Linked DNA regions of Mus musculus: all the other regions are linked to region 2. The links are chromatin loops, found by intact Hi-C in ENCODE. Cell type or tissue: left cerebral cortex. All regions are shown on one strand.

Evidence for each region. A loop is a pair of places that touch in the nucleus more often than their neighbours do. Peaks named below come from ENCODE experiments on the same cell type or tissue, not always from the same donor. Only the 100,000 strongest peaks of a DNase experiment are listed, where the experiment ranks them.
Region 1: it touches region 2 in a loop (2.4-fold over the local background); 14 of 42 quality-filtered maps call a loop at or near these places.
Region 3: a loop joins it to region 2, with 3.0 times the contacts of the local background. A loop is called at or near these places in 14 of 42 quality-filtered maps.

The regions. Positions count from the first base shown.
Region 1 is chr11:50,232,956-50,240,955 of GRCm38, forward strand. It overlaps Mgat4b (mannoside acetylglucosaminyltransferase 4, isoenzyme B), which reads left to right. Exons shown (of 15, transcript NM_145926.3): 9 at 1-120; 10 at 321-428; 11 at 509-702; 12 at 1,128-1,206; 13 at 1,289-1,376; 14 at 1,455-1,567; 15 at 1,651-2,148. The coding sequence ends at 1,674. Ltc4s (leukotriene C4 synthase) reads right to left here and starts at 5,577. Exons shown (of 5, transcript NM_008521.2): 1 at 5,423-5,577; 2 at 4,386-4,485; 3 at 4,239-4,309; 4 at 4,062-4,143; 5 at 3,506-3,757. The coding sequence starts at 5,480. The coding sequence ends at 3,616. In left cerebral cortex, CTCF peaks have their summits at 1,267 (motif pointing left), 3,748 (motif pointing right) and 3,954; DNase peaks (open chromatin) are centred at 322, 2,742, 3,821, 5,633 and 1 more place; H3K4me3 peaks cover 2,008 bases; H3K27ac peaks cover 909 bases.
Region 2 is chr11:50,360,855-50,368,854 of GRCm38, forward strand. No RefSeq gene overlaps it. Among named protein-coding and RNA genes, the nearest start is that of Mir804, 7.0 kb to the left of the region's middle. In left cerebral cortex, a CTCF peak has its summit at 3,911 (motif pointing left); a DNase peak (open chromatin) is centred at 3,901.
Region 3 is chr11:50,221,018-50,229,017 of GRCm38, forward strand. Mgat4b (mannoside acetylglucosaminyltransferase 4, isoenzyme B) reads left to right here and starts at 4,318. Exons shown (of 15, transcript NM_145926.3): 1 at 4,318-4,722. The coding sequence starts at 4,626. It overlaps Gm36556 (a long non-coding RNA gene), which reads right to left and starts at 4,204. Exons shown (of 2, transcript XR_388620.4): 1 at 3,797-4,204; 2 at 1-3,594. In left cerebral cortex, CTCF peaks have their summits at 872 (motif pointing right) and 4,238; DNase peaks (open chromatin) are centred at 881, 3,078, 3,560, 3,992 and 4 more places; H3K4me3 peaks cover 3,066 bases; H3K27ac peaks cover 2,561 bases.

The sequences.
Region 1 (8,000 bases), 130 kb before region 2:
AAGTCACTGGATCTGAGCCTGATTGTGGAGTTCATCCTCATGTTCTACCGGGACAAGCCCATAGACTGGCTCCTGGACCACATCCTGTGGGTGAAAGTCTGCAACCCTGAGAAGGATGCGGTGAGCAGGGGACACTTGAAGTCAGCACAGGGAAGGAAGGCAGGTCCCCAGCTGCCAGCTCACACTGTGTTCCTGGCTGTGCCTCTATAGCAAGGAGAGGAAACTGCTGGCTGAGGAAATCCCCCCCTCCTCCCCGGTTATCTTGAGCCCAACCTTGAGTGTGGGCTGAGCCGAACCCTAAGGCGCCAATCTGTTCACAGAAACATTGTGATCGGCAGAAGGCCAACCTTCGGATCCGCTTCAAGCCGTCCCTTTTCCAGCATGTGGGCACTCACTCATCACTGGCGGGCAAAATCCAGAAACTGAAGGTGGGGTGTGGCGCGGTGTGGACCGAACGTGGTGGAGGCAGGACTGGAGGGTGGCACTCATGTCTGTTGTACCTCCCCAGGATAAAGACTTTGGAAAGCATGCTCTCCGGAAGGAGCACGTGAACCCACCGGCAGAGGTGAGCACAAGCCTCAAGACGTACCAGCATTTCACCCTGGAGAAGGCCTACTTGCGGGAGGATTTCTTCTGGGCCTTCACACCTGCCGCAGGAGACTTTATCCGGTTCCGCTTCTTCCAGCCACTGCGCCTTGAGCGGTCAGTACTCCCTGGGAAAGAGGACAGGGTGAACACCAATTAGAGGCCTCAGCATATAGTCCTGGGTCTTTAGGTACTCCTTCTATAACCCCTGAGGTAACTATTTGCCCCATCTTAACCCCCCATGCCTCGGTTTCCTTACTGAACAGCACTACCCATAATAGTACTTCCTACCTTGTGTGGACCTAGGCAGGTAGATCTTTAATACTTAATGACACTTGTTACCACAGTCACAGGGTAAGACCCTGGCTTCCTTGCACTGCCCATGGACTGTCCAAGATGGCGCCTCACCTCTCCCAGCACCTGGTTACCCATCTAATATATTTCTAGCCCAGGCGTTGCCCTTCTCTCTGCTGGGCCTGGACAGTGGGTCTGGGCAGTACCTCATCTTTACAACAGCTCACAGGCCTGCTTGGCATCTGTAGGTTCTTCTTCCGAAGCGGGAACATCGAGCACCCGGAAGATAAGCTCTTCAACACTTCTGTGGAGGTGCTGCCCTTTGATGTGAGTATGGGCCGGCTGTGGGTGGGAGCTGACAGCGCCTCCTTCTGGCCAGACACTTCAACCCTGCTGCTTTGCCCTTTAGAACCCCCAGTCAGAGAAGGAGGCCCTTCAGGAAGGCCGCTCAGCCACTCTCCGGTACCCTAGGAGCCCAGATGGATACCTCCAGATTGGTGAGTAGGGCGGGCCTGTGTGGGCTGGGCTTTTGGGTGTTGCTTTCGTGTTTACATCTAGGCACCGCGCTCCCACAGGCTCCTTCTACAAGGGTGTAGCTGAAGGAGAAGTGGATCCTGCCTTTGGCCCCCTGGAAGCACTACGTCTCTCCATTCAGACTGACTCCCCGGTGTGGGTCATTTTGAGTGAGGTAAGATCAGCTGGGATGGGACTAAGCATCTAGACCATAAGAAGTCCCAAGACTCCTGCTCATCCTAAGCCCGACTCTTCCAGATCTTTCTGAAAAAGGCCGACTAGAAGGCTTCCAAGGGTGCTCTGTGGCCGGCTCTGGAGCCCACGGTTCCGAGGGTGTCGCTGCTACTGCTGCTGCTGCCCCAGAGGACCAGGCATATCCACCCCACCTGGAGGGTTCTGCCTGGCAGGCGGCTCGGGCTGGCCTGGGGTTCACCGCTGGCCCGGAGGCCCCAGAAGCTGGTGCTGCTCCTGCCCGCCGGGCCGCGGGAGAGGCAGGCGGCCCCCCACACTGTGCCTGAGGGCCGGCCTGCTGCCGCCCAAAAAGAACTGAACCGAACCGTTTGCCCCTGGCCGGTGGTCTTGAGCCGGGCCGTTAGAAGAGCTTTTTCTTGGGTGCCCGCCGTGTGCGGCGCAAACACTGGAATGCATACACTACTTTATGTGCTGTGTTTTTTATTCTTGGATACATTTGATTTTTTCACGTAAGTTCGCATATACTTCTATAAGAGCGTGACTTGTAATAAAGGGTTAATGAAGTATGTGTCTCATAGGTGAATGTTCCCAGTTCTAGCCAGGCGTTTGCATGTTGCCTGCCTGTATTTGGCCTATCATTTTGGGTTCCCAAAACTTGCTGGTGGTGGGGATAGGGAGGGGGAAGGCTGGCTCACCTGTGCTGCGAGACTATTACCCACAATTGGCTGGCTCCTGGCAGGTTACTTGGTGAAGATGACTTTGACCTCTGTCATGCCAAGGACTAAGTCCCAGACCCTCCTTTACCATGTCAAGTGTCTGTTGGCATACCTCAACGTAACGTCATGTTTACTTAGCAGGAAGGTCGTGACCACTGAGTCTGTAACTGGGGGTTTCATGCACCCAAAGTTGTGTCTACTTATCCTATAGGAATTCTCGTCCAACGAGTTCTCAGATCCTCTTGGTCTAGCATCACATAACCCAGCACAGCTATTGTACAGACCTGAGCCCCTGAGTGCTGGGGGTGGGGTGGGGGGGGGTGGTGTCCACAATTTGACATCATCTCCTCCCCTTCTCCCTACCCCGCCCCCATAGTCCTTAGTATCTTTGTCCCAGCTTGTCTCATATAATAGGATCTTGGTGTGTGTGAATGAGGGGGAGGCACACTGTTGGAAAGGGACTGAGACAGTCAGGGAGCCCTGGAACTCACTGTAGCTCAAGCTGGCCTTGAATTTATGCCTCAGCTTCCCAAGTACTAGGATTGCAACTCAGAACCACAGCGCCTGGCTCATACGGTGGTCATCTCTAAAATAAATGGCCATCTCCACCCGCCGGAGGGCTTTCCCACACATTCTTAGGCCTGTTTAAGAGCATTTTTGCTGGCCAGGTAGGTTAAAAGTCATTTTGAGGTGTATTGTCAGTAGGCCTACCTAAGTCCGGTCCTCTTCAAACATCCAGAGATCCACTTGAGAGAACCTATCACTGACTACATTTTTGGCCACACTCACTGCTGTGTGGCCTTAGCTGGGGTGTCCTGAACCTCTATTTGGAGATTCAGCACTGATCAAAAACAGGGACCCAGATCTCACTTAGGAAAAGACTTGATAGGTTCTAGTTGGGAAGTCAGGGCTGGGTGTTGGGGGACACGAAGGCATACAAGATAGAATCCAACACCTGAGGCTCAGCTTGAGAGGAAGGTGAGCCCCAAGTACAGAAAGGTGGGTGAGGGGTGGCTATCTCTGGAAAGAAATGTCAAGGCAGAGGTAGCTGCGCAGGCAAGGTGTTGTCTAGAAGACAGTACAGTGATAAGAACGAATCCAAGCCTGCCTATGCTGGCCTATCCAAGCCTCCCAAAGCCTGGCTGCATCTGTCTGGGGTTTGGGCTCTCCAAGCTGCGGTAAGCGACCCTCTCAGACCCAGAGAATGCAGACGGAACCGTCGTGGGAACTTTAATTAAAAACTGGGATTCGGGGGCGGGCACCCCAGCGTTTTGTTCGAAGATCTCCAGTTCTGCTGATTCGGAGGGCCTTCGCCTCAGGCCATCGGCAGGAGCATCTGGAGCCATCTGAAGAGCGCAGTCCGTAGCGTGCCGGGGAGGAAGTGGACTAGCAAGCCCAGTGCAGCCATCGCCACCAGCAGCCAGAGTGCGCGCGCGCTCGCGTATAGGGGAGTCAGCCTGCGGGTGGCGCTCAGCGGGAGCGGAGCCAAGCCCCCCCCGCCTCCACACAAGGCCCCGCCCCCTCCATGCTAGGACTGCCCCCAGGCCTAGGCCCTCCCCCTCCAGACTAGGCCTGCCCCGCAGGCTCAAGCCCCTCCCACTCCGGGCTACACCGGCTCGCTAGGGCTAGGTCCGCCCACCCGCTGTCCCCAGATCTCTTTCCATGGGTCCCCTGTGGCCGATCGCCGCCTCCCACCCTTTGAGCGGCGTTGGGGAGCGACCCTCCCCTGCAGTGCTTTCCCGGAAGTCCGGCCAGAGTTACCTGAGTTGCGCTGAGCGCGCGTATCCCTGGAAATAGCGGAGGCGCGCGAACAGGTAGAACAGTCCGCACAGGGCTGCGGCTCCTGCGAGAGTCGATGCAAGGCGACGCGGTGAGCACGAGCTCCCGCCATCCGGGATCACCCCCACCCCCGAAGTGTGCCCCCACGCTGCCCCGCACCTTCGTGGAAGAAGATGCCGGCGACCCAGAGTGTGGCGAGGAACAGCGGAAAGTACTCGCTGCAGTTTACCCTGCGAGGGGTAGGCTGGGTGAGCGCGTGGTTCACCTTGGCTGACACCCGAACCCGCCCGGACCCGCCGCGCTCACTGGGCTCGGAAGACGCGCTCGAACTCGGGAGGGCCAGAGGTGAGCGGCGGCGACACGTGGAAAGCCCTTCGTGCAGAGATCACCTGTAGGGAGAAGTAGGCTGCGGCCGTGGGGGTGTGGGAGTCAGGTGTGGTGCTCCGCAGATCTGGAGCGGGATCCGTCCCTTAGTTCCCCTCTCCTTGCCTCTCACTGAGCGACTCTCTTCTAATGCCCTTCTCCCACCTGCCCCATCAGTGGTGTTCAATGGAGAGGCCCTGTAGGCCTGAGGGTTGATTGACTAGGGTGATGCGCGGCTGAAACACCTGCCGGTGGGAGGAACCTTAGAAGACTTTACTCCTGAACGATTTGACTTGCAAAGCACAGGCAAATGCCTACCTCCCGTTCTGCAGGTCTGGACCCCCTGCGTAGGCAATGGACCAGGGCAAAATTGGCTGTATTCTTTAAGGAACAAGGAAGCACACGTTCTGTGGCTAAGGGACCCTGGTTTCCCCTCTACAGAATCAGCCAGAAGGGACTCTGCCACAAGCCAGAGTCAGTCTAGCTTGGGTCTCAGTACCACCACACAATAGCATAAATTCTTGTCTCAGTTTCTGTTTAGACATCATGGACCCAGCCTTAAATCTGGCAGATACTGTGCTCCAGATGCGTGGAGTTGGGACTCTCCCAACCTAAGCCCATAGCTATTCCACTAGTCACTGTATTGCACTCCCAAACAGATACCAGCTCCCACCACAAGGCAGGCACCTCAAGTGGCCCCTCAGCAGGGTGGCCATCCTTCACCTGGTCCTCCCCTGTAGACACTCCTTAGAGAGTGTCTATACCTGCTCCAGGGAAGTGGGGACTTCTCAGCTGGAACTTTGGCCCTCCAACAGTTCTTGAATTGCTTGGACCTTGGTACCAGGAGGCTAGCCTAGAAGCCTCCTGTCCTTCTCCTGAGCCTGGGCCTGCCAGCACCCCAATTCCCTACCCCAGGAGCCTGAAGAGAGCAGACTACAGGATGTAAGATCCACCCACCTCCCAGACAGGAGCCAGCCCACCTTGCAACAGAACTCCCACGAGGGTGACGGTAGCCAGAAGAGCCACTTCGTCCTTCATGTTGCCAGCCACAGGCAGAATTAGCTTTGGTGTTCTTCTTATCGCCCAGTGTGCTACTCAGACGCTGGCCCAGGAGAGGAAGAGCCTCGGCGCTCTCCACCCCTTTGCAGTAGAGGCGGGGAGGGGTGGGGATATGACTGTATCCACAAAGGCAGGGAGCCTGGCCAGGCTGGGAAGGTAGAAACCAGTGCTGTGGACAGCTTGACCACTTCCTTCCAGTTGTTCCTGGCCTTTCCGTGCTTAGTCCTGTGGTGGCGGAACTCATGCTGCTCACCCAGGCTCCCTCTGACTGCTCACCCATGCCCCCTCTAGCCTTGTGTGTTTCCAGCTACCATATCATCTAGACCCTGCATCCTTGGTAGTTTCCCACTGGCCTTTCAGACTTCCCCTTCATCCAGGGTTTACCCTAGGCTCTGGGCTCCTGGACTCCCACCCCTGACTTCCCCTACCCCAGTGATGACTGGGTCTGTATTCCCATCCAGGGCTACTCTGTAATGTCTAGTGCTGACACACCCTTCCCAACTCCCTATGGCTTCATAATGTCCAGGTGTCCCCAGCCACAATGGACCTACCCATGTTCTTCTTCCTCCTTGGCATCCTGAGGCCCATCCCCCTCAGAGCCCCAAAGGCTCATGAATGATATTTTTTATCCTTGGTTATGGGGAAATACTTGTCTCTAGGCTGGTGTATTTGCCCAGCATCCTACTTGGCTCCAGGCACTGACCCTTCCCTTCCTTAGCCTAGTCCTTTCCACACCAGACAAAGCTGACAACTCCCCACCACTGCCACACTTGTGGTGTAGTCATGTGTGCCGATGTTGACAGAAGAGAGACCCAGTTCTGGAAACTTCCATTAGCAGTCTGGGAAAGGAAGCTTAAGAGTACAGAAGCTGAGAAACTCTTGTTGTCGAGCCCTGGGGGCCACCTTGTGTGGTGTGTGCTCCTGGACTGTTCTTCCTTGTGAAATAGCCACTTCTCTTTTCCGATGAAGCTGGTTTGAGGTAGATTTGGTCAGCAGTGGCAAAATCCAGATCCATCTGGAAGAGTGGACGGAGCCATAGGTGAAGGGCGTGAACCAGCACAGGACAGGAGAGGAGCGTGTACTGGGGAACTAACAGGTCCTAGGCCACACTCCTGTCCCTGCAGCCAGCTTGGCCATATCATGGGTGTCATAAGACAGGGTCACCCTTGGGAGCTTCTGCTTCCCCACAGCCAGCCTCCGTCCTCGTTGCCTGAGGCCTTGGTCCCTGTGGACTCCCCAGAACCCCTTCGGTCTCTTTGTTCATTATTGCCCTCAGAAGATCTGAGGCCTACCTGCTGGGGCTCTGCAGGTTTCTCAAGATCACAGTTGGGTCAACGCTGGTCCTTGCATTACACCAACGTGTAATAGCAGTAGCTGGTGCTCTGAACTCAAGGAATGGTCAGGACACAGGCGTTCCAGGGCAAGATGGGCCTGCACCATGCCAATGCTTGGGTTCCAAACTTCAGGAGGCTGCAGTTGGGGCAGCTTCCGGGAGGGAAGGCATTGAAAAGGCAGAACAGGGCTGGTGAGATGGCTCAGTGGGTAAGAGCACCCGACTGCTATCTGAAGGTCCAGAGTTCAAATCCCAGCAACCACATGGTGGCTCACAACCATCCGTAACGAGATCTGACTCCCTCTTCTGGTGTGTCTGAGGACAGCTACAGTGTACTTACATATAATAATAAATGAGTCTTTAAAAAAAAAAAAAAAAAAAAGAAAAGGCAGAACATAGGATACAGGCAGGCCATGCTCCTATATGCCCATGTGGATAGTGTGCCTGTCTGCGTGCCTGTCAGCAAATGAACATCTCTGCGTGTCTCTGCGGTGAGCGTGGGTGCTCGCCGGTGCAGGCTACAGACAAGTCTATGTCTTGTGTTACTTCAGGCTCTGCTCTGCCAACCTTACATTTCCTCTCAGGCCCATGTGTCCTCCCATCAAAGTTCATTCTCTCTGGCCTGGCCACAGGAAACAGAGGCTTGATATCAGCAACTTCTCAGGAAGTCCCTGAGCAGATGTTCAGGGCAGGGACAAGGGGCTTGGTCTTTGACTCCCTCCCTGCATCCTTTGATTCTTCTCCTTGTACTTGGTTTGCCTAGCTTCTAAGGGCTCCACTGGACCTGCCCACCCTCTGACCAAAGAGCCAGTCCTGCAGGCACCAGCATCTTCTTCCCTGAGCTCTGCATGGTATACCTTTGCTGGCTCAATCCTTAAATGGCTCTGAGGAACCTTCTGGATGCTGAGTTCATGGTTAAACTCTGACCCGGTGGAAAGGTCAGTGGACCATGAGGGTAGAGAGAAAACATTGCTACTGTACTGGACATCAGCCACAGTGCACTGTCAGGCCCTTGACTCTAAGCTGTAAGTAAAAGGTATATTGTGTGCCCATGATCCCTGCACATAGGAGGCTGGGGCAGGAGGATGGAGAGTCTTAGGCCAGCCTGGGCTACATAAGAGGCCTGCTTCTATTTTAGACTCATTAAAAAAAAAAACAAAAAAACA
Region 2 (8,000 bases):
TAAGTCCTTGCCTCAAATACACACACACACACACACACACACACACACACAGGAGCTTAATTCAGAATGGATTTGAGGACCCCTTTTCTGAAATACCTGGGACCCAGGAGTATATAATTTTTTTTATTGTTTTGTATTTTATGAAATTTTGCTTTATGTTTTGCCTACATGTGTGTGCACCATATAATTGTCCCGTGCCCTCTGAGGTCATCAGAATCCCTGAAACTGGAGTTAGGGATGGTTGTGTGTAGCAGTGAATTAGTTAAACCACTTTGGCTCCTGGCATACTTGACCAAAAGCTCTCTGGAACACACATAAGCCAGCTAACTTTGATATGCCTTGACTAGCTCAAAGGCTGGACATTTCTAATCCTCCCCATGGCTGTGACTAACATACATTTCTCCTCAGGATTCCTGGCTTAACACCTCCTTTTTTTTTTAAGACTTATTTATTATTATACCTAAGTACACTGTAGCTGTCTTCAGATGCAGCAGAAGAGGGCATCAGATCTCACTATGAATGATTGTGAGCCATCATGTGGTTGCTGGGATTTGAACTCAGGACCTTCAGAAGAGCAGTCGATGCTCTTAACCACTGAGCCATCTCTCCAGTCCCAGGACTAACACCTTCTAAATCTTACTTTATCTTTGCTGCCCTGTTACCTTCTGGGCAGCCCCACCCCCATAAGGCAGCATTTCCTTTCCACCTACATCATTGGATGCTTTCTGTCCTGCAGCTCTTAAATCTGATCCTCCTGCCTCCAACTCTCTTCTCTCTCTCCTGTCCCTGGCCCATGCAATCTAAAGACCCACCTCTCCTTTTCTGCCCAGCCACTCTGAATCTTTCTTCTTCTTCTCCTTCTCCTTCTCCTTCTCCTTCTCCTTCTCCTTCTCCTTCTCCTTCTCCTTCTCCTTCTCCTTCTCCTTCTCTTCCTCCTCCTCCTCCTCCTCCTCCTCCTCCTCCTTCTCCTCCTCCTCCTCCTCCTCCTCCTCCTTCTTCTCCTTTTTTAAAGGAAGAGCAACGCACTGTATTAGGAAACACACAGGAGCACTGACACAGGATACACAGGAAAAACCAAGCAGAGAAGTCAAGTCTGGGCTCACTCTTGGTTAAATGTCACCAAGGGGAAAGGCATTGACTTCTTTCCCTATTGTGTCACCGTTGCATTATCGGTGACTCTGAGTTTATTACTAATGTGCTCAATCAATGCAGCAGGCCAAGGCTTCTGTAGCTTGGCAGTGTCACGGGGACCTATGTTCTGCCTTCCTCCATTGTTAGCATGTGACTTAGGGTTGCCTTGTGCTCATGGTTGTCACTGATCCACATTCTCGACTCTTAGTTGTCCGGAAACGCAACTGGGACCCGGTGTCTGCTCCTGTCACTGTCACCTTCTAACCCGTAGCTATCATAGTGAGTGTGGGTCAGTGTGTGGAGGGGAGAGGACATGGAGGGGAGGCAGGAGCTCGCCCGGGGCTGTGGTCGAGAAGTGCGCATGCGTGCTAGAGAGCTTGGGGGCCCTTGCTGCTGGGGATGACTCTGGTTTGGGGGAGAAGGGGCGTGCACTCCAATCTCCCTGGAATCTGATCTTCAACCATGCAGCATGGAGCTTTCAGACTGCAGTCTTCCCACGCGGGCCCTTCCCCCATGCTTCCCTTGCTTGCTGCTTTTCGGGCACGCGCTCAGCTTTTCCCCTGTTTGGTAATTTTTTATTATCAATTGAAGGCAGCTAGGGGCAGGGACCCTCAGGTCTGGAAGCCCAGCTCTTTGGAGCCAAAATAAGACAAAGCTTTAGAACCAACCCCCCAACAGTTTTGAGCCACCTAGGAACTGAACCCAGGCCCTTTGCAAAAGCAACAGATGCTCTCAACCACTGAGCCATTCCTCCAGCCCTGTGTTGGGTTCTTTTTTAGTTTTTGTTTGTTTGTTTATTGGTTTTTCAAGACCGGGTTTCTCTGTATAGCCCTGGCTGTCCTGGAACTCACTCTGTAGACCAGGCTGGCCTTGAACTCAGAAATCTGCCTGCCTCTGCCTCCCAAGTGCTGGGATTAAAGGCGTGCGCCACCACACCAGGCTAGGCTTCTTTTTTAATTTATAGACATTTCCGTATACATACTGAGGTGTCTTAGAGGACTCAAGTCTAAAGAAGAACTTAATTTTATTTCATACACATAGTGTAGCCTGAGGTAATTTATTCAATGTATATGGTATTTGCCTGTATGACTATGCATCACGTGTGTGCAGTCCCTGTGGAGTCCAGAAAAGGACCTCAGATCCCCTGACTGAAGTTGCATGGGTTGTGAGCCTCCTTGTGGATTCTAGGGATCAAACTAAGGTCCACTGAGTCACTGTTTCAGCCCCTATTTGATTTTTTCCCCCTTAAAACCAGGTTGCACTCGGTAGCCCTCTTATTGTTGGTTAGAATCACAGCAATCCTCCTGCCCCAGTTCCCCAAGTGCTGAGATTACAGGTGTGTACCACCACAACACCTGATTTATCCAGGCCTGAGGATCAGACTCTGGGCTTCTCCAGTGCCAGGTAAGCACCCTGCCCACTAAACTATCTCCCTAGCTCGGAGATAACAGCTCAGAGTGGGAAGGTTTGTTCCAGTCCACAGTGTCAGAGGTTTCAGCCACAGTCTCTGGGTCCTATGGTTGCACAGTGTAGCATGGTGAGAGCACTTGGAGGAGCCGCTGTGTTCAGATGTCAGAATGCAGAGAGGATGGATCCAACATGCCCTGGGGGATACAGGGCTAGTGACCTCCTGCCTCCTTCTAGGTCCCACCCCCTAAAGACTCCTCCCTGTAGGTTTACAGTCTTTAGCTATGTTGTGTAAGTTTCCTCTGAGATTGAAACATTCCATCTTGCAGGGAAGCTCCTTAAGCAGGGAGGTAAACAACTCAAAGAGCTTCAGGAAGTCCCTGAAATGGACCAGATTCACTAGGCCCCTCCCTGCCAGAGTAAGCAATAAAAGATGAGAGTCCCTCTCCCATAAACAAAAGCTGAGCTGCACAGAGACTTTCAGAGGAGAAAGGCTTCCAAGACTCTGAGACCAGACCAGCTGTCTGGAGGAAGCAGACACCAGCTGAGCTACCTTGGAAGAAGCTGAGACCAACAGAGGACCTGGCAAGGCTACTCTCCAGCCTGTTGAGTGGCCTGCAGGCTGTGCAGTGTGCTCCAGGTTCCCAGCTTTGTGAGCTGTCATTCTTGCTGGGGCTGGGCTTCGGTGATGCAGCTGTCTTTGAGTCATGTCTGCTCCTTAATGACCCCTCACCCATATTCCTGTAAGTCATCACAATAAAACTCACTGGTTCCACCAGATTGGACTTCAGCGATACCTGTACTCTGGTGTGTTTCGGGTTCCCTACGTGGGATGAGCACACGTGTGTTGCATCTCCCCAGGAAACGTTTTGCTACACAACAAGCTTGAAGGCCTTTGGGGAACATTGCAGATCCAAACCATGAAAGTGCCAATTTTTGTTCTGGTGAATTAAGTCACTCAAAAACATTTTAGATTTTGCAGTGTTTTGGATTTCCAATTTTTCAGACTAGCCTGGGTTAACAAGACACGAGAAACAGGAGCGAAATTCATCGTAAAAATCTGTTAGTTAGCCAGGGGGTGACAACACTGGCTTTCGATCCCATCACTTGGAGGCAAATGGATCTCTGTACGTTAGAGGCCAGCTTGGTCTACAGAGTGAGTTCCAGAACAGCCAGGGCTACACAAACCCTGACTCAAAAAAACAAATAATTAAATGGAAAACAAACAGTAAAAACATGATAAAAAATAAAAACTAGTTTAGGAGACACGGCTCAGCAGTTAAGAGCACTTGTAGAAGACCTGGATTCAGCACTGAGAGCCCACACACTCTCACTTTTACCTCTGTTGCAGGCGATCTGATGCCCTCTCCTGGCCCATATGGGTATTACATGTATGTGACAGCCTTACATTCAGGCAAAACCCACCCATACACATAAAAATAATAAAAATGGAATAAACGCAGGTCTCTCCTCGGCTTGAAACTTGACAAGTAGGTCAGGCCAACTGGCCACAGAGATCTTCTTGTCTCTGCCTCACCAGCACCAGGACTGCCAGAACATGCCACCACACCTGGCTTTTTTTTTCATATGAGTTCTGGGGACTGAACTTTGTTGTACTAGAGCTTTACCACCTGAGCCATCTCCCCACCTGAGGAGCTCAGCTCTTATGAGGGGAAAACAGACGAGCAGTCTACTAGGAAACACAACCTGACAATCTGGGAACAGAAGGACTTGCAAGAACATGTGTAGGTTAAAGGGGAGAAACAGGTTGTGACCACTGCCCTGTGACAGGCCAGCAAAACATGTAAGACAACTGGGGAAAGTTGGTATGTGTGGGTGCATGTTATGTGTAGATGCTGAATGTGTGTGTGTGTGTTTTAAATGTATGTGTTGTTCTGTATGTATGCCTGTATGCCAGAAGAGCTCATCAGATCCCTTTATAGATAGATGGTCCTGAGCCACCAATGTAGTTTTGGGAATTGAACTTAGGACCTCTGGAAGAGCAGCCAGTGCTCTTAACTGCTGAGCCATCTCTCTAGCCCCAGGAATGTGATACTTTTAAAAAGATTTGAGGGAGCAGAGGATGGGGGAAGACCAGGTGGGTGCAGTGCCTGCAGATGTCAGATAAGGGCATTGAATCTCCTGGAACTGAAGTTACAGATAATTGTGAAATACTGTGGGTGCTAGGAATTGAACCTGGATCCTTTGCAAGAAAAGCAAGTGTTCTTAGCCCCTGAGCCATTTCCCCACCCCACAATTGATTGATTGACTGATTGGTTCATTGATTTTGAGACATGGTTTCTCTGTATAACAGCCCTGGCTATCCTGGAACTCACTAGGTAGAACAGGCTAGCCTCGAATTCATACAGATCTGCCTGCCTGTGCTCCCTGAGTGCAAAGATTAAAGGTGTTCAAACACTAAGCCTAGCTCGGCCCGTGTTCCTTACCTCTCTTATCAATTTGGTCCTAATTGACTCAGTAGACTGCATCAGACATTGCCTCTCATGCCCGATTCCTTCGGTCACGCCTGGCCTTCCTCTACTGTCTTGATATTTAAAGATATAAACTGGCAAAACCCAAGTGCTAGCAGCTAATCCAAGGTCCTGCTTTCTTCCCAGTCATGAGGAATTGAATGTACCCTTGTACTATGAGCAGAAATAACGGAGTAAACCTATAAAAAACTGAGCGCAGGGTTTCTGTCAGAGGAAAATGAGCAGCTTCAGTGGCAGCGAGGTGATGGCTGCACACCACTGTGAACAGACACCACAGCCCAAATTATACAGTCCCAGCTGTCCCATCTCTAGGACAGCACAGCTGACATAGTGTGTGTACCCGTTATTCCAGTGCTCAGGGGTGCAGACGGGACAATCAGAAGTTGAAAGTTATTCTTGCTTTTGTGAGCTTGAGGGCAGCCCGGGCTACATGAGGCTGCCTGAAAAACAAAACAAAAGCAAGGAAGCAAATAAGTAAATAAAGATCAGGAAAATGGGGGGGGGGCTAGCTCACTTGGTAGGATGCTTGCCTAGAATATACAGAGTCCTAGGTTTGATATCCAACACTGCATGAACTGTGGGCATAGTGTTATACCTCTGTAATCCCAACACCAGAGAGAAGGAAGCTGAAGAAACAAAAGTGCAGGGTTATCCTCAGCTAAATAGCAAGTTCCAGGCTAGTTTGAAATACATAATATCTTGTATCAGAGGAGGGGAGCCATCTAGAAACAGCATTCTAAGTAAGACATTTGAGAAAAATCTAGCCAAGAAGTGCAGAACCATATGGTATGTATTACTGCATTAGCTATATTAATTACTATGCCTGTATATTTTCCTGTATTAGTTATACTAATTACTGTGTAGCTATGACCAAACTAACTGACTAAAGAGAAGAACATCTGACCTGGCAGCTGAAGGCCAGGCGGTCCCTGTCAGCCTGAGACCAACTCAGCTACCACTCAGGTCGAGATTCAGCATGTTGCGTGGGTCCACTCCCCAGCATCTACTCCATCTATGAATTGCTGGAGCACGTGAAGGAGCCAGTCCTGCAGAACCAGAGAGAGCCACAGGATCACCAAGACTCTGGGCAACAGCAGGATGGACTAGAGGAGACTCAGCAATGGTCCAGTTATTGGTGATGCATCAGAAACTGGAAACTAGGCCAATGACTCATTGTTACAGTGAACATTTGCATGTAAAGCTCTTTGGGCAAACGCACACACACACACACACACACACACACACACACACACACACAGCTTCCAATGCCACTACAGTGAATGAATACATGATGGGAAAGATGGAGGAGCAGAGCGGTGTGTGCACTGTAGAGAGAGGTGGAACTAGAGACAGGACAGTTGTGACAGGTGTGCGAGAGAGAAGGCTGCAGTCGATGGAGGAACATGTCATTGCCTGGTAGGGTCAGCAGCGTGGTGGACAGCAGCCTGGAGCTTGCACAGACTCAGCCCCTGGACCAATCCCCTGCTGCACGGTCACCTTGGCTCTGAGCAATAGCAGGATGTCCAAGATGAAAAGTGGTTCATTTCCTGCACTGGATCTCCCTGAAAGATCTCCATAGTCCATACCTCCCCCAGAGACTATGCTGGTATCAGTGTTCTGTGCTGCTGCCCCAGGCCATGATGAAGCCATGTGGGCATCTGTGGTCTGTGCTAAACCCTGTCAATATCCATGGGGTATGCTGCTTCCAAAGTCCATGTTTGGGCCCGTGGTCATACGGCAGCCAGGAGCAGCGTTGACATCTGAGGCCTGTGCTACCACTGAGGGTCATGCAGTTGTCTATGGTGTATGCCACTATCTGAAGCCATGTTCATGTGAGTGGCCTGTGCAGGCTCCTAAGGCCATTTTGATGACTGTGGTGATCCATACTGCCACCGGAGACCAAGTGGGGGTCCTTGGCACCATGGATGTCGGTGGTCCATGCTGTTGCCAGAAATCACATAGAAGCCCAGGACCCGTGCTCCCGCCGACTGTAAATGGCAAGGAAGCTACTCCTGCAGTGGTATCGCTGACTGCAGAAGCACAGTTGAATAAGAGGGTCATAGAAGGCTCCCGAGACAACCCCTATGCCCTAGTCCCCCAAAGTAACAGCCTAAAAAGGAAGCCATCAAAGAGAACTCTTAGGAATTGTGGTAAGGATGCTATGGAGCAGCCCTCAAAGTTGATGGCTTCTGGGTGGGGAGGTGGGAAGGACTCAGTTCTTTAGGGGACAGGCCCTGGGAATTTGCCGATGCTCCAATGAGCATATGAATAACCCAAATTGGATTTTTCTTTCTTTTGTTTTTTGTTTGTTTGTTTGTTTTTTCTGAGGAGAAGGTCAGAAGGGTAGGGGGTAGACACGAGGGGACTGGGAAGTGTGTGTGATCAGGGTGGATGATGTGAAATTCCCAAATAATCAATAAAAATATTATGTTGGGGGACAAAAAGAATAAAAAGATCTTGTTTGGTTTTCATTTTCAGAGGGCTTAGTCTGTGAGTTCTTTGACCCATGGCTTTGGGAGAATAACACGGTAATGGGAGTGTGTAATAGGTTTTGTTTTTTGTTGTTGTTGTTGTTTTTTTAATTTAGTGGCAGAGGGGAAGTAGAGTTATTAGGCACTTTCCTGTTGCTGTGATAAAACAGTATGACCAAAGAGAACTTAAAGAGAACGTGGGGCCAAAGAGAAGCTCGAGAGTGAGGAGCACTGCTCGAGGGTGAGGAGCGCTGCTTGAGAGTGAGAAGCACTTGTTGTTCTTGCAGTTGCCAGTACCCACAGGGTGGCTCACAACCATCCACCACTGCAGCTCCGGGGAACCAGACACCTCTCTGGGCCTCTGCAGGGTCCTGCACACACAGGCATGTACACATAGAGTATAGAAGGATTTAAAAGAGAAGAGGGTTTACTTTGTTTTATGGTTCCAGAGGGTCTGAGTCCATCATGGTGGGGTCATGGCAGAAAGTGGCAGCCACAG
Region 3 (8,000 bases), 140 kb before region 2:
GCAGGTTCTAACATGGTTGTGGGAGGATCAACATTAAAGCATTCATGTTTGTATTTTTTGTTTGATTTGATGTTTGTTTTGAGAGACAATGTTTAATTTTGTAGACCAGGTGGACTAGTATGCACTATACAGTCCAACCTGGTTTTGAACTTGAAGCAATCCTCTTGAAGTCTCCCTAGTACTGGGACTATAAGCATATGTCACCATTTTAAAAAATTTATTTGAGCTGGAGAGATGGCTCAGTGGTTAAGAGCACTGACTGCTCTTCTTGAGGTCCTGAGTTCAAATCCCAGCAACCATATAGGGGCTCACAACCATCTGTAATGAGACCTCATACCCTCTTCTGATGTGTCTGAAGACAGCTACAGTGTACTTAGATATAATAATAAATAAATCTTTAGGCCGAAGCCAGCAGAGGTCCTGAATTCAAATTCCCAGCAAGCACATGATGCCTCACAACCATCAGTACAGCTACAGTGTACTCATATACACTAAATAAAATAGATCTTTAAAAAAAATTATTCTTTTTTTTTTTGTATGTTTGTTTGTTTAAGGCAAGGTTTCTCTGAGTACTCCTAGCTGTCTTGGAACTCACTCTGTAGACCAGGCTGGCTTTGAACTCAAAGATCTGCCTGCTTCTGCATCCAGAATGCTGGGATTAAGGGTGTGTGCTGCAACTGCTTGGCTCTTTTACTTATTCTTGGGCAATTTAGTGTGTGTTTGTAAGTGTAAGATCTCATGAAGCCCTGGCTGGCCTTGAACTGGCTTTGTAGCCAAGGATGACTCTGAACTGTCTTTTAATTTTTTTCATCTTAAGAAAAAAAATGCATTTGGGTGTTTTTCTTGAGTGAATGTATGTGTGCAGTGCTCTGGGAGGCCAGAAGAGAGCAGCTGATTCCCTTGGGAGCTTCCAGTGGGTGTTGGGAATCAAACCCTTTTCCTCTTGCAGAAGTGCTCTTAACAGCTGAGCAATTCACTCTCGCCTGGACTCTCAAACCTCTTACCTCCTCCTCTCAATTCCGTCATAATCACAGGCCCATGCCTTAGAAGGCAAGGCCTTCTAAACAAACAACTGAAATGCAGATGTCAGAAAAACACTTTTAAAACATATGTAACTACTCGTGAGTCTTCTAAACTTTAATATCTAGAGCAGGACTAATATCAAAAATATGAAGTTATGGGCTGGTGAGATGGCTCAGTGGTTAAGAGCACTGACTGCTCTTCCAGAGGTTCTGAGTTCAAATCCTAGCAACCACGTGGTGGCTCAAAACCATCTGCAATGTGATCTGATGCCCTCTTCTGCTGTGTCTGAAGAGAGGGACAATATACTCATATACAATAAATAAATAAATTTAAAAAAATGAAGTCACTAACATGAGTGTAACTATTCTTTTGAAGTGCTCCACTACACCTCTAGTTGAGGTAGATGAAATCCCTGACTTCTGTTGTGACAGTCACATAGACTGGGAAATCTACAGGATGCAGTTTCCATTCTTAAATGGAGAGCAGGACTCGTTTCACTTGAAGGCTAGTGAAATCATGTATAGATCTTCTATTTCTCTTAGCTCTATTCTTGACTACCCCCAGGGCTGGACCCCTAGACTACTTCCAAAGGCTGTCCTAGAACATGGGCTGAAGGCTGTGATCATAACAGCTGGGTGTCTACAGGCTTTTAATCCCAGCGCTGGTCTGCATGGTGAGTTACAGGCCAGTCAGGGTTTCATAGTGAGTCACTGACTCTGAAAAAGTAAGGTGTGTGTGTGTGTGTGTGTGTGTGTGTGTGTGTGTGACTGTGTTTTTCACTGTGTGAAAATCTAGAACAAAGGAGGAAAGGCCTCCAGCTGACTTTCAAAGGGAAAGCAGGATTTCTCTGGGCCCATATGGCTCCGTTTTCCCTGAGTGGGTCCCTAGGACCTGATGCCGAACCTCAGGTGAAGGTATATTGCCAGCTGCAAGGCGACATGCAGAGCTAGGAAGTGTCTGAAGGGACTTTAGGTGGCAAGCAGGCCCGGATTAATTAATTACTACAAAGGCAAAGACAGTGGAAAACAGGACACGTGCCAGACAATGCTGCCATTTTCAAAGGAGGAGGCTGGAGGTAGCCAGGCTGCTGTGAGGTCCTGCTCCTGAGACATGGGCTCTCCCTAACCCCAATTTCCTGTTTCTACAGAGGCTCTGCTCCCTAGACATCAGGGACCTTCTCTTATTCCTGTTCCCCTACTCCAAGGTAGCAATGGGAGAGGGGAAATCCGTGTGCTCACCTACAGTCCATGTCCTTCAGATCCACTGGTTTAATCATTATAGCATCTTCCTTAAGTCATCCACTTTAGTTGATGTTGAGTGCTTCACCACTCAGCTATACTCCAGCTCTAATATACTTTTTGTTGCTTGATTTCTAGATTTCTTTTTAAGTATGTGCATGCCTACACACTGAGCTTAGAGGTGTCTATTTCCCTTAGTTCCAGGTAGCTGTGAGCCACCTGTAAAAGCTGATGGGGACCTAACTGGGGTGGGTCCTCTGGAAGAGCAAGCGGTTAAGTACCTTAACTACGGAGCCACCTCTCTAGCCTTATTTGTTTTTAGGACAGTTCCACTGTATAGCTCTACTTGGCTCAGAATTTTAAATTTTCTATGTATATCAAGCTGGTCTTAAACTGTTTTGGGGGCTTGGGGAATGACAACATGGGCTCACTATGTATGGCTCACAGAGCTCCTGCCTTTGCTGTCTGGCTGCTAGCATTGGAGGCATGTCACACACTATACTGGCTCCACTGTTGTTGTTGTTTTGTCTTTTAAACAAAATTAAAACTTTATATGACTAAAATGAAGACCTACTATTTTTTGCACCACAGAGAAGACTCCTATGAAAACAGGACAACACACCAGGATACTTCCCCTCAGAAGGTTCCAACAAGATCAGGCTGTACTTTGCTCTAAGTCACTCCAAACTGTAAAACAGTGGCTTTTGGACTGTGCCTTGCCTTCTGTAGCTCCCCACCCCAACTCTGCCCCCAGAATCTTAGTATGCAGCCTTGGCTAGCCAAGAATTCTAAATGTAGACCAAGCCTTCCTTAAACTCATAAGGATCCTCCTGCCTCCTGGGTATGGGTCACTTTATTGTGCACGCAAGCGTGTGCATGTATGTGTGTGTGTGTATGTGAGATCACCACTGCAGCTTCTACTTTACTGAGACCATCACCCACCCAGCGTGTGATCACCCCTCCCCCCGACCCCACCCCCGCACGCGCTCACGGTCATTCCAAGCAGGGTCTTTCAGGACATCATACGTGGATGGCACTGTCGTGCCATAGACACCATGCAGAGATCGGAGAACCAATTGCAGCAGTCATTTCACTCCTTCCACCCTGTGGATTCTGAGGGATGGAACTCAGGCTTAGTAGCCGTCACCACTCTGCTCTTAGGTAGTAGCTCCATTTTACAAAGTAGCTTCTGGTTCCATTTTGAATGGTGATGAGACTCAAGAAGGGAAGTAGATTTGGCGCTTCCAAAATGCATGCCCCGAGGCTGCCTTGGCTCAGTGAGTCCTTTCATTGTGTGTCCAGTTCCTGGTTCCGCAGAGGCATGGAGGGAAGTCTGTAATAAGATGCAAGAAGAGACAGCAATAAAGTCTTAGGCGCCGCTGTACAAATAGGAACCAGAGGCGCCCCGCCCCCGCCCCCGGTCACCCTGCGGACCCGTGATCCTCTAAACTACAGGTTGAGCCTGACTCCCGCCCACAGCATGCCTGGCACCGGGAAGCTAGTCGGCTGGGCTCCGGAGGGTGCTCTCCACCTACAAACAACGGCTCTGTTACTCCTGAGAGCGGCCCATTGTCCTTGTTCGATAGAGTAGGAGCGCCTCCCCCGGTCCGCAGCACACTCTCCGAGGCACATCAGAGAATGCCCTGAGAAGGGAGTACTGGTGGGCGCAAGAGAGAGCAGCTGGCACTTTCTGGCTAGCCTGCTAGCTAGAGATAACCTCAGCTCGGCTACAGCGGGCCCCTCCCATGCCAGATCCTCTCTGTCGGGAGGAGGGCTTGAAGGTCTAGGTGTAGGGACTTGCTCATGGGATCTTCTGAAAGGAGACTTGGGGGAACAGGCATCTCCGCCGTCTGTCCCTGCTGCACAATAGCTGACCCTCATTCATCACCACTGTAGCCGCGACTTTCCTGGGGCGCGCTATTCCACGCGCGTGCCACCTTCCCAAGGCGGGCCCGCCGGGATCCCGGGAGCTGGCCTCCTACCCCGCCCCCTCGCGGTGCTCCCAGCGGCGGCGAGTGATGCGGCCCCTTTAAATCCCGGCCGCCCCGCCCTTCGCCCGTCGACTCGGCGGCGGTCCCGGATCCAGCCCGGCCGCGGCTCTTGCCGCCTTGCCCCAACCCTGCTCGGCCCCGGCCCAGCCTCAGATCGAGGCCGCCAGCACCGCGCACCGCGGAGGAGCAGCTCGCACGCGCCCTCCACCCCCGTCCCCATTCCCGCCCTGCCTGTAGCCTCCTCTCCCGGGCCCGCAGCTCCTCCGCGCTCCGGGGCCGGGGCCCCCGCCGCCTCCGGGCCCCCGTGCCCCGGCCCCGGTCCCCCGGGCCATGCGGCCTCGGCCCCGCCGGCGCCCGCCGCGCATCGGGGGAGATGAGGCTCCGCAATGGCACCTTCCTGACGCTGCTGCTCTTCTGCTTGTGCGCCTTCCTCTCGCTCTCCTGGTACGCAGCGCTCAGCGGCCAGAAAGGTGAGCCCCCACCCTGCCGCCGCCTGCTCAGGCCCGCACCGGGAGCACCTGAGCCTCTCCCATGCTCGCCCCACTTGTTTGCTTTTGGCATCACGAAATTCCCTGGTCAGGCCTGGCCGAGGGGAGCGAGTGGTTACCAGATCCCCGCCTCCGTGTGGCGCTCGGGACTGGCCTCTGCCTGCGGTTATCCCATGCCAGGGGCGGGCGCTTCCACTGGCAAGTTAAGGACCTATGGAGTTCCCACAGAGGGGCAGAGACACAAGGTCACAGAGGTAGTGTACCCAGAGAACCTGGTGCAGGCTCTTGGACAAGAGCTGGCACAGTATTGTTGAGACAGGTGAGGAGATAGAGCCAAGGTATCCATCTCCCTGCCCCATCCACTGTTGTGCTCTGCAGCAGCCCTGCTCCCGTGGGCGCTGCTCCCTGGGGGCCTACAGCCTCCTCCATGGCACCGAGCCCCAGGGTTCCTCTGTAGGGCCTCTTGAATAGCTAGCCCAGAAACCCTGATATGTGATCACTTTGTGGGGTTTCCTTGGCCTTTCCTGGTGCAGCTTCGAAGCTTGGGCTTGCTGGCCAGTCCACACTATGGCCTCCCAGCTTGGCCAGCCGTCTTGGGAGTAGAAGGACACAGGTCCTAGCACTGCTAGGAAGCCCCCTGAGCTAGGTTGAATGGTTTAAACTGAGTGGGAGCTGAGGAGTTCAGAGACCATGATCCACCCAGCCTGGACACAGGAGACTCTGAGCTGCTTCCTTCCTGCCTGCCTTCTGTTCTTCCTGTCATATCAGGCTGAGGTGGGCTAGCTCTCTCCCTCCCTCAAGCAGGCTCTCTGTTCCCAAAGGTTATGCTAAACGGGGAAGGGGAGGTCCAGGAAGAGGCCTGTGGCAAGTCCAACTCCTGGCATCAGGCTCCTGCCTGCTCAGCCCAGCCTCACCTCCTGTAGCACTTTCCCTATTTTAGTGGTAGTGGAGGTCTGGGCTGGTCTTGAGAGAATCACAAGTCAGGAACTCTAAGGAGAGATTCGATAGGGCCTGGCACAGAGAGAGTGTGGGATGGAATGAGCTATCAAGGGAGGGTATGGCCAGGGGACGGTTCTCTGAAGGTAGGGTGTGGCATCCAGAAGGGTACATTTTGAGCCCTTGGGAGAGTAGCCATGGAAAGCTATGAGGGCTGTAGTGGAGCCGTGTCGGAAGAACTGGGATCAGGTTGTTCCATTGTGGTTAGGGCCATTAGACTGTGTCTCATCCTCATTTGGTAGTGGTCCCGTGTGCTTCCTATGACAGTCACATGTCTCCATCTGATGTTAGGATACCTCCCGAGGGAGCAAGCCAGGAGACTAGCATTCTGAGGGCCTGGGGAGCAAGATCAGAGAAGAGTAGGGCTCAGATACAGAGTTCTTCCTCCTGAGGACAAGCCCTGTATGCATGGAGAGAGAGAAGTGACTGAGTGTAGCCTCAGGGCTGTACTGTTTCCATGGGTATCCAGCAAAGCCAGCTGACTAGAAGTCAGGAATCTTGACTGTGGGCCTTTCTCATTCTTCCACACAGACAAGTCAGTAGCAAACTCAGCTAGTCAGCCACTAGATTGAAGCTGGTTTCCACTTTGTAGCGGATATGGGGCTCAGGAGAGGAGGGTCCAGTACTTAGGGGAAGAGCAAAAGAACCGGAAGGGAGGATGTAGGCGGGGAGCCAGAGAGGAAAGAGGCAGCAGAAGCAGGGGTCACCCTAGAGCCTGGGTTAAGAGTGGGAAAGACTCAGACTTGGCCAGGTGCACCTAGGGTTTAGGACTCAGGTTCAAATCCAACCTTGGCTTTTATCTGTTGAAGCAGCCAGACATTCAGGAATCAAACTATAGCCTCAGCCAAACAGCTGCAGAGCTTGGACCTCAGGGAGACAGAGCCACACAGTCCTTCTCAGTGTCAGGGCCACGCTCTCACTGGATCCTTGCTCTCCTAGAGTCCTTGGGGACCGCACGACCCAGAGACAGAGTGGACACCTGCCACTCTCCACCTCGACTCCCTTCCCCCTTGCAGGTTTACAGCAGACCTTGGGCTGGGCTTGCGGTCTTCCTATGGCCCTGAGCCTATTTCCTCTAAGTACATATACAAAGTTTATACCCCAGCTTGGCTCCAAAATCTGTTTTCTCTGCCAAGAGAGAGCCAGGTGGAACACTGTGGTTTGTAGTCCTCAGGGTGTGTTAATTACCCTGCTTGTAGGGCATCACATGTTCCACACCCCGTGGAGTCTATTCTGGCACGGTCACTGCTGCAGTCCTCACCTGGGGCTAGGTCCAGCCTGCTTTCCTGGGATTGGAAGGCATGGAAGCCAAAATCCTCTGCTTCCTAGGAAGGCCTATCCTGACATGCTCCAGGTACCCAGAGAGACCAAAGAGTCCCCAAGCCCTTACCACTGACCTACCTCACTATCCCGCCCACTAGAGATGTGGGGTACCAGGATGGTCTAGCTTTAAGAACAACCCATGACCATGTGGTGGTGGCACATGCCTTTAATTCCAGCACACGGGAGGCAGAGGCAGGTGCATCTCTGAGTTTGAGGCCAGCCTGGTCTTCAGTGTGCGTTCCTGGACACCCAGGTTTACACACACACACACACACACACACACACACACACACACACACACCCTGTCTCAAAAGAAAAAAAAGAAAAGAACACAGCTTGAGTTTCTGAATTTGTAGGGTCCAAGGACAAGAGGGGACCTCCCAAGTCAGTAGACTTGGGAATAAGATGACCAGGCTCTTACAGGGAGCAAGAGCAGCACAGGGCCCGAAGAATATGATAGGCTGCTAAGGGAAAGGGCCTGTGGGGCTCTGAGAAACAACAGCAGAATTGGTGTGTGGGTGGGAGCTAGGCCCAGGAACCCAAGGGGCCCATTGCCTGCTGGTAAACAGACAGCACAGGCCTGAGGAGGAAGGAAGGCCAGGATAGGGATCCAGCGATGCCCAGGCCTGGATGATCAGGAAGATTCAGGGACCTGCTACCCACCATGACCCACCTGAGGCAGTTTCCAGAGCAGAGTAGGTCTGGTGGAAACACACACTCTTGTTAGACCAGTGTTACTTCCCCTGTTCTCTTCCACGGCCTCAGCTCAGTGCTGCTTGGGACACTGCCAGTGGCACAGGCTGCCCATTAGCTTCACTATGAGGAGAGAGCAGGGACTTCTCATCCAGGCTGTGGAAGGCACCTGTCTGTCTATGCCACTGTGAACTACTTCCCTGGCTGGCTCTGATGGCCTGGGTACCTCTAGCCCTCAACCCTGTCAG